Regions from separate parts of the Homo sapiens genome. Here region 1 is linked to region 2. A link is a contact called in ENCODE Hi-C data. All regions are on one chromosome and are shown on one strand. The core of a region is the stretch at or near the end of the contact, and the rest is flanking DNA. Distances in the headings are between cores, read along the strand shown. Region 1 holds the start of XPC (XPC complex subunit, DNA damage recognition and repair factor). Region 2 holds the start of VGLL4 (vestigial like family member 4).

Region 1 (4,500 bases), core at 392-2,891, 2.5 Mb after region 2:
CATGGTGTCAGGCACCTGTAACACCAGCTACTCGGGAGGCTGAGGCAGGAGAATCACTTGAACCTAGGAGGCGGAGGTCACGCCACTGCACTCCAGCCTCAGCGACAGAGTGAGACACTGTCTCGAAAAAAATAAAAAATAAATAAAATATTTATTTAGCATTTAGCCCTACCAATCCACGGGCCCTGCATCCACAGATTCAACCAACCACAGATGAATATATTTCGGGAAAAAAAATACAAATTTAAAAAATACAGCATGACAACTATTTCCATAGTATCCACATTGTATTAGGTATTATTAGTGATCTAGAGATGATTTAAAGTATGTCGGAGGATGTGCATAGGTTACATGGAAACACTAGGCCATTTGATATAAGGTACTTGAGCATCACAGGTTTTAGTATCCGCGGGGTATCTGGGAAGGACCACCTTAGTTTGCTCAAGGAATGTCTAACTTGAGTTTTGAAGAAATAGAAAAAATCAGCCCTGGTAAAAGCCATGGGGGGTTCACTCTAGGCAGAAGGAACATCAAAGGAAAAGACTCAAGGAATAACTTGGCATATTTGAGGAAGAGAAAGGAGGCCAATAAGGAGGGTATCTGGCAAGGAAACAAGTGGTAAGAGAAACAGGAGAGGTAGCAAGAGCCAAAACATGTAGTATCTTGTAGGCCAGGATAAAACAACTGGATTTTAAGCTAAGAGCAATGGAAAACCAAGGGGAGTTTAAAGCAGGAGCAGGGCATGATTTTTTTTTTTTTTAAGATTATTTGGGTTGCTGGATGCAGAGCTGGGAGGCCAGTAAAGAGGAAACTGCAGTCACTCAACTGAAAGGTGATGATGACTTGGACAGGGGCTGTGGTCATGGAAATGAAGAGAAGTGGACAAATTTGAAATACACTCTTGAGGCTGAACTGACTGGACTTGCTGACGGACTGGATGTGTGGACATAAGAAAAAGGTGGGCTTTGCTTTATAACAAGTATTGAGACTGGAAAAACGGAGGAAAGCATAGATTTAAAGAGGAAAACCATGAGTTCTGCATTGCCCATGACAAATGTAAGAAGCCTATCAAATATCCATGAGGGGAAGTCAGGTGGGATCCCACTGTGGAACTCTGGGTGAGACTCAGCTGAAGTTATCATTCGGGAGTCAGCACACTGCATCACTCTACGTCCTGGTCCGTCCGTCTGTCTTCCTGGGACACAAATAACTGCCTTCTCCGAGTTCAACCCTGAACATCTGTATCCTCTGGACAACGGGGAGCGGGAAAAAAGCTACGCAGGAGCTTGGATCGGGCGAAGCTCGCGGGAAACCGCTCTGGGTGCGCAGGACAAAGACGCGGGGACAGCGGGGAGGGCCGGCCGCAGCCTGCCGGGCTGCCCCCACGGCGCGGAACGCGCGCAGCAACCTCCACCAGGCCTCCGCGTCTGGACTCCCGCCCTGCCTCTGGGCCTCCTCCGCCCACCGGCGGCGTCTCCCGCGAAGCCCGCTGGGCCTCGCTCTCACCCTCCTCCTCCTCCTCACGCCGGGCCTTGCTCTTGGCCTTGGATTTCTGGCTGCGCAGTTCGCGTCCCCGCGGCTCCCCGCCGGCCGCGCGTTTCCGAGCCATGTTGCTTGTCTGGGCAAATTCCACTTCGCGAGTGACGCACCCGGCCGCGATGCGCTAGAACGCCGGCCCCGCCCCGAGGCGGTGCGCTTGGCCACGCCCCTTCGTTGGAGGCCTAGTCACGCCCCTAAAGGAAGCTCCACCCCATACCCGTGGCCACTAAAAAACTGCGGGAAGCAGGAAAGAGCACAACAGGTTTCTCTCTATTTCCGGTGTATTGTATCCTCACGTTTCCGGAGATTGACGTTGCTCTTGTGTTCTCGCGAGAGGCGGGAAAGGGCGCAGGGTTTGAAACATGGCGGACGACGTAGACCAGGTAAGTGTATTTTAAGGAGGTCGCTCGAAGGAGCTTCTTGTACTAGGCTGCTTTTTCCAGACTCAGGAAAAATGGCCAGTCGTGCCTCCTCTCTCCAAGTCACCATGGCCTAATCCACCCTGTCCTTTCCGTAACCCCCCCTCCGAATTTTGCCGTAGGCCCTGAGACCTTTTCCTGTTAGAAGCCCACCTGATGACTATTCTCACACTCTTCGCTTCATTTTTTTAAATCTGTAGATTATTATCCTTAGCTACCTCATGGAGCTGTCAGGATTCCAATAGAAAGCCAGGTAATAAAGTTAGGAGTTGTTATCATTAGTGAGCGCAACAATTATTTATTCATTCAGCAGATAGAGTGAACATCAGCTTTGTATGGTTAGGCACTGTTCTAAGGGCCAGGGACACTGACATCGACATATAAGAGATCCTTGCCATTACTTGGAGCTTATATTTGCGAGGAGAACAGATAAAAGTAAATATAAATATGTAAGACTTCCAGGAACTGTGATGTGCTGTGAAGGAAACAAGGAACTGGTATGCAGAATAACAGATGGTCCTAGAAGCTTTTTCACCTGGTCTTTTTCTTCCTCAAATATCTTTGGAGATCATGCCACAACTTAAACTTTCTACTGAAATCTGACCTCCTCAGAGAGGACTTCTGCCCAAATAGCACTCCCGCTACTCTGGTTACCCTGCCTCATTTTTCTTCATAGAGAGTTATTTTTTCATATTAAATGTATGCATCTTTGTTTAATGTGAATCTCTCCCCACTAGAATGTAAATGCCATAAGAGCAGGGATTTTGTTTTGTTCATTCTTTTGTCTTTGGGGTTTAGAACAGTGCTGGAAACACTCAAAAAATATTTGAGTGAATGAGTTAGATGATCAGAGGAAGCCTCTTTGAGAAGCCAATATTTAAAGCTACAGGATGAAAAGAGCAGACAGTGGGCATCCCAGACAGAGGCTTAGGTAGCAGTAGGGCTTTTTCATGTGCATATTCTTACAGTATTATAATTATTTGTATGCCTCTCCACAGTAGAATGAGCTCCTTGAGGGTGGGGATTGTGACTTCTCTATCATTGTAATCTAACAGTTGGTTATCTGATCCTTTAACAAACACTTGTTGAACTGAGGGACATAGGGACCAGTTGAGTTAGGTTATTTTTTTCTCTCATCAGGCCTTTTGAATCTTCAGAGCCTGTTACCAATTCAGTTACCTTCCTCCACTGGCCTTGTGTACTTACTGAAGAAGCTCTCCTTGAATAATCTTTCTAACTCTTAGCGGCTGCAACCATCCCTTCCATGTGGGTGACCCCAAGTCATCCTAGCCCTGACCTCTAAAACCAATGTTTCCAGCAGTTCTGTAATAATATAATATTAATAGGAATCTTTTCTTTTCCTTTTTTTTTCTATTCTTTTCTTTTTTTTGGATGGAGTCTCACTCTATCGCCCAGGCTGGAGTGCAGTGGCGTGATCTCAGCTCACTGCAACCTCTGCCTCCTGGGTTCAAGTGATTCTCCTGTCTCAGCCTCCCAAGTAGCTGGGACTACAGGTGCGTGCCGCCACACCTGGCTAATTTTTGTATTTTTCGTAGAGATGGGGTTTCACCATGTTGGCCAGGCTGGTCTCAAACTCCTAACCTCAGGTGATCTGCCTTTCTCAGCCGCCCAAAGTGCTGGGATTCAAGCGTGAGCCACCACGCCCGGCCAATAGGAACCATTTCTAAATATTAATATTTTCTGTTTTCCTGGCACTGTTTTTAAATGCATTAACTAGTTTAATCCTCATAAGAACCCAGAAAGAAGGTTGTGGCTTTCTCAATTACAAATGAAGAATCTGAGAATTACAGATGGCATGATTTTTAATCTCAGTTCATAAATGTCAGGTCACAGCCAGGAGTTGAACCCGGACTGCCTGACTCCAAAGCCAGTGCTTGCTTGCCTTTTTTTTTTTTTTTTTTTTTTTTTTTTTTTTTTTTAAAAAAAAAAAAGACAAGAGTCTCACTCTGTTGCCCAAGCTGGAGTGCAGTGGCACGATCTTGGCTCACTGCAACCTCCACCTCGCCAGGCTCAAGCAATCCTCCCACCTCAGCCCTTGGAGTAGCTGGGACTACAGGCATGTGCCACCATGCCCGGCTAAGCCAGTGCTTTCAACCAGTGTTCTATACTGGCTACTAAATATATTTATCTTATTCACCAGTTGGCAGCCTAAACTCAACCTGTGCTGAATTCATAATCTTCCCATAAACCTACACCTCTATTTGGCATTCTGACTAGTGTATGGTAGGCATTAAGTGAGTGTTTTTCCAATGATTACATAATATTTGAGATAAAGCTAAAGTCCCTGAGACCCTATGCCCTGAAATTGGGTCAGGCAGTTTGGATTTTGAGGGAACAAAGTATAGTCATGATTATTTTGCTGTGTAACTTCTCATGTATGTGTGTTTTAACCTACATTTATATAGCACGTATTATGTGAAAAGCTCTGTTCTAAGCCTTCATGTATATCACTTAAGCCTCACAAAAACAGTATTAGGTAGACACTATTATCTCCATTTTACAGATTAGGAGACTGAGGCAG
Region 2 (4,779 bases), core at 1,319-3,818:
CCATTTTCCAAACAACTTCCCTGGAATGCTGGGGAGCTGATATGTTTAAAACGAATATTCTCCAAGTCCAAGTGTTGGATTTTAAAGAACCATAACCTTTCCAACTTTTCCTACAAAAAAATCCCGTGTGTGATTTATGCCCATCTTCAAAACACCCTCTGGAGTTCAGACCAGATGTGTGCAGTGTTTACACTGAGAAAACCACTAGGACATCAACAATTCACTATAAACACCACTCAAATTTTGCTGTGCTTTCCTTCATTTCCTCTGTATTTATTCTGGTGTTAAAATAATGTTAACTCTCATAATAAGGAAAATAGGAGCAGATGTTTAAACCAAACAGACTTCAGCCCATTATCCCATATAGCTACTCAATCTTCAAAATCAAAGTTTCTTCCTCCCAAATACCGAGAGAGAAGAGCAGAGCAGAGCACTCTAGTTTCCTGGGTGTTGCATGCTACACAACAACTCGACCTGGGCTCGCTGTCCGTAAGTTGGTCCTCACCAATCGGAGACAGGAAAAACTAATCTGGTATCAATTTCCTAACAATCTTATATTTCTCTCTTAGGCCATTATGTTTTGTTTTTAAAATATCGTATTACTTGTTGGCAAAGACAATACAACAGAAATTGCCTCAGAAGTTTTTCTTTCTTGTTGGGGGAAGCGGGGATGGTTAAAAAAAAAAAAAACAAGAAAAACAAAACCCTGACTACAATGTGTGAATGTCACGGGAAACAAGCCCAGCAATGGCTGCTTACGGCTTTCTAAAGTCGGCTGCCTTTTTTAAGTGAGTTCAGAAGCAAGATGTTACTTAACACATCAGATGCAAAGAAAGAAATTCACGAAAATTCTCATAGCAGGAACTAGTAGGAGTAAAGAAAAACAAATACTCTTTTTAAAAAACGTTAAATATGAGATCCTCATCCATAGAGTTTTAAAAAACAACGTGAATGAGGGTTGTTGTTGTTTTTTTTCCTTGAAGGGGAAAAATACTCTTGAAAGGGTGAGTTTTCAACTGATTAGGAAACAGGCCTGAAGTTTTTAGATTAAAAAAATACAAGTGAATCACCCTCCCAAGTTTTTGTAACTGTTTTCTTTTTCAAGAGAAATGTCCCGTGTATTATTGGAGAAAAAATGGAAACTGCTCCTGCTGAATGAGAAAGAGAAGAGTCCCGGATGTGTGTGTGGTTACAACAGAAAACACTCTTCCTGCCAGGCCGAACTCCCCCGGAGATGCCCTCGGCGGCAGACCCAGGGCCATTGCCACTTTTTCAAATCGCACGTAGAGGATGTCCGAGGGCTTAAGAAATAGATTTTTCTCTGACTGCTACCAGAGACAGTTGGAAATACAAGACAGTGGGGGAAGCACCTCGCGGGCAGTAGGAGGTAATAAATAACAGTTCGGCGCGGCTCTCTCTTTTTCAGGGCAGGCTGGGGGTCGGGGTGTTGTGTAATCGCTCCCACAGGGAGCGGAGCGCGAGGAACACCCCCCAGTGTCAGCGCTCCCCGGGCTGCACAGGAAGCGCCAGCGAGACAAAGAGCCCGCCTGTGCTCGCTGACACGGTGCCCTTCCGGCCCCACGCGGGAGAGGGACATTCTCCGCTGTTTGGGACGCTCACTCGCGAGCACAAAAACTCGCTGTAACTTTGGCTCCCCCTCCGTGAGCTGCAGGGCGCCGTGGCCCACAGCAGGGTACAGTAGACGGTGCAATCCTTACCAGCCCCTCCCCCAAAGAGGCTCAACTTTTACCGGCGTCCTACAAGTCCTTCCCCTAAAGACAATATTAACGGAAATCAAAAATACATACATTTTAAAGAGTTAAAAATGTGAGGCGCGAGTACGTTGCAAGCAACGAGCAAACTTTGAAGGGTTTCTACTTCACTGCCTCCCCGTCCAGCCCCCTCCACCGCCCCCCGCAGCCTGAGATCCGAACACACTCGGTGCCGAACCGAACCTAAGAAACGCCGGCCTTTCAAGTGCCCTACACCCCGGAGGAGGACAGCGGGCGCTTAGAAGGCAGGCACCCAGCACACTGAGGAGGAGTGGCCGGGACGAGCAACGGGCAGTAATTCTACAACGGGACATCTACCTTCGTAGCACAGAATGCCGATATTGTTGTTCATCTTGTCCAAGTACTGATAGTTCAACAGGTCCATCTTCATAAATAGCATTTATTGGGCTAGCAAAGAAAACCAGCTCTTTGCTTTTGCCCCAAAAGAGTTAAGTTTCAAAAATCAATTGTTGCTGAGTAGCTCCTGGCTCTTCAACTTCACAAAGGCAGAGGCCCAGCCTCAGACTATCAAAACAAAGTATGCAAAAGTTAAAAAAAAAAAAATCAGGCACAAAAAAATCGAGCTCACACGAAACCCTTCAAGGGCTTACTGGTAGACGGTGTATGTACTGTATCCCCGATCGAGTATGAAAACAGCGTTTCAGAAGTCCTTACAAGTCCTTCCTGGAAATGGAAAAGAGTGAAAAAGAGAAACGCGCAGCCCGTTTCCTAGGACAAAGCGGCGCCGGCCCCTCTCACAGCCCGCTGCAAGCCGGCAGCGCTGACATGAGGGCTATGCTTGGCATGACTCCTATGCCGCCGCTTCCTCTTCCCGCAGGAGGCCGAGCATGCTCACTGCGCCGCGCTGCCGAGGCAGGGAGGGCTTCTGCACAGGATCAGCCTCTCAATGTAGCAAGTGTTGGAAAGAAAGAGAAAGGGGAGGGGGAGAGACTCTAGAGACGGGGCCTTGGCAGAGTGGCTCTTGACAGGAAGCAGCCAAGCCGCTGCAAAACCGTAGGAGGAAAAAAGAAAACCCAGGAAGTTTCTTTTTCAGGAGCTAAGTACAAAGTAAAAAATCCATCATGGAAGCAAACTCCCATGGAATGCAACTTTCGTGAAACTTCATGTTGGGGTTTCGGAAACCCAAAGTGCTAGTGATGCATAAGCCATATATATATATATAGTGTCTTTGTTTCTTTTAAAGATTGTTTTATAATATCCATTTACACTTTAACTGGATATTTAAATTTCTGATGTTAATGTTACATATAGCTTCTTCCATAATCCCCATAACAACTGAGATGGACAGGGCAAGGAGGGTATCACCCTTTCACAGCAGAGGAAACAGGTTCAGATGGATTAAATGACTGGCCCACAGCCCCCAAAATAGTTGACAGAACTACTTTTAAAGTGTTTTTTCCCACCTAATGTTATAATTTTATTTAAAAAAACGAGGGGGCCGGGTGTAGTGGCTCACACCTGTAATCCTAGTCGAAGCAGGCGGATCACTTGAGGTCAAGAGTTCAAGACCAGCCTGGCCAGCATGGTGAAACCCCATCTCTACTAAAAATACATAAATTAGCCTGGTGTGGTAGCGCACGCCTGTAGTCCCAGCTACTCAGGAGGCTGAGGTGGGAGAATTGCTTGAACCTGAGAGGAGGAGGATGCAGTGAGCCAAGATCGTGACACTGCACTCCAGCCTGGGCAACAGAGTGAGACTTTGTCTCAAAAAAAAAAAAAAAAAAGAAAAGAAAAAAAGGAGACAAGGAGAGGAGAAGAGATGGAAGAGTGTTTAAGCAAATAGGGCTATAATATCAAAAATTAAAAGTGTACTTGAAATTATAGAGGGAAAGGGTAAAATTATTTTCATTTGGCATGTATGTCACCCACCTGTGTGTAAGAAGCTAGTGGCATGCAGCTGTACTATTTGCTATTGGAAGAACTTGGGGCTTAAACTTTGATTACCCAGTGCCTAGCACAACCAAGTTCAGGTGCCCAAAAACTGTTTACTGAACGAGTGAACCACTGAATGTTCAGTTTTCAGCACATCAAGAACGTGTTAACAAAATAGAAAAAAAAAAAACAAAAACTAAACATTTGAATTACTATTCTAAAAATATATTTTTAATATTCCAAAATAATATTTGAATAAATAATTTGAAGGAGTTGTATGTTAAAAATCCAGCAATAGGCCAGGCGCGGTGGCTCACGCCTGTAATCCCAGCACTTTGGGAGGCCGAGGCGGGTGGATCATGAGGTCAGGAGATCGAGACCATCCTGGCTAACACGGTGAAACCCCGTCTCTACTAAAAATACAGAAAATTAGCCGGGCGCGGTGGCGGGCGCCTGTAGTCCCAGCTACTCGGGAGGCTGAGGCAGGAGAATGGCGTGAACCCGGGAAGCGGAGCTTGCAGTGAGCCAAGATTGCGCCACTGCAGTCTGCAGTCCGCAGTCCGGCCTGGGCGACAGAGCGAGACTCCGTCTCAAAAAAAAAAAAAAATCCAGCAATAGTTGCATTGGGTTTATTAGGCACACTCATGGCAAGGTGTTCTAATGAAATCTTACTTGGGAGTCCGGATGCGGTGGCTCACGCGTGTAATCCCAGCACTCTGGGAGACTGAGACGGGCGGATCACTTGAGGTCAGGAGTTTGAGAACAGTCTGGCCAACATGGTGAAACCCTGTCTCTACTAAAAATACAAAAATTAGCCGGGCATAGTGGCATGTGTCTGTAATCCCAGCTACTAGGGAGGCTGAGGCAGGAGAATTGTTTGAACACGGGAGGCAGAGGCTGCAGTGAGCCAAGATTGTGCCACTGCACTCCAGCCTGGGTGACAGAACAAGACTCCGTCTCAAAAAACAAAACAAAACAAAAAAACTATATGACATCTAAATACTAAATACTGTTGCCGTCATTGCTGCAACAGTAATCACTGGGGTGACATCAGGGGAAGTAAGTAATAGGGGAATCAAGATTTCACAAGCTTTCATTTATAAGAATATTTATT

The links. A loop is a pair of places that touch in the nucleus more often than their neighbours do. Pooled maps may share reads with other maps.
Region 1: a loop to region 2 is called in a map of naive thymus-derived CD4-positive, alpha-beta T cell, with 7 times the contacts of the local background. The contact joins the promoter of XPC here to the promoter of VGLL4 in region 2. A Hi-C loop is called at or near these places in 1 of 168 maps with a recorded cell type or tissue (naive thymus-derived CD4-positive, alpha-beta T cell), 1 of 37 single-sample maps with no recorded cell type and 6 of 50 pooled maps.

Annotation. Positions count from the first base shown.
Region 1 is chr3:14,176,960-14,181,459 of GRCh38, forward strand. XPC (XPC complex subunit, DNA damage recognition and repair factor) reads right to left here and starts at 1,642. Exons shown (of 16, transcript NM_004628.5): 1 at 1,507-1,642. The coding sequence starts at 1,609. It overlaps LSM3 (LSM3 homolog, U6 small nuclear RNA and mRNA degradation associated), which reads left to right and starts at 1,858. Exons shown (of 4, transcript NM_014463.3): 1 at 1,858-1,922. The coding sequence starts at 1,902. RefSeq lists a silencer at 1,282-1,401 and enhancers at 1,452-1,801, 1,902-1,951.
Region 2 is chr3:11,641,347-11,646,125 of GRCh38, forward strand. VGLL4 (vestigial like family member 4) reads right to left here and starts at 2,569. Exons shown (of 5, transcript NM_001128219.3): 1 at 2,091-2,569. The coding sequence starts at 2,172. RefSeq lists enhancers at 1,153-1,522, 2,713-2,792.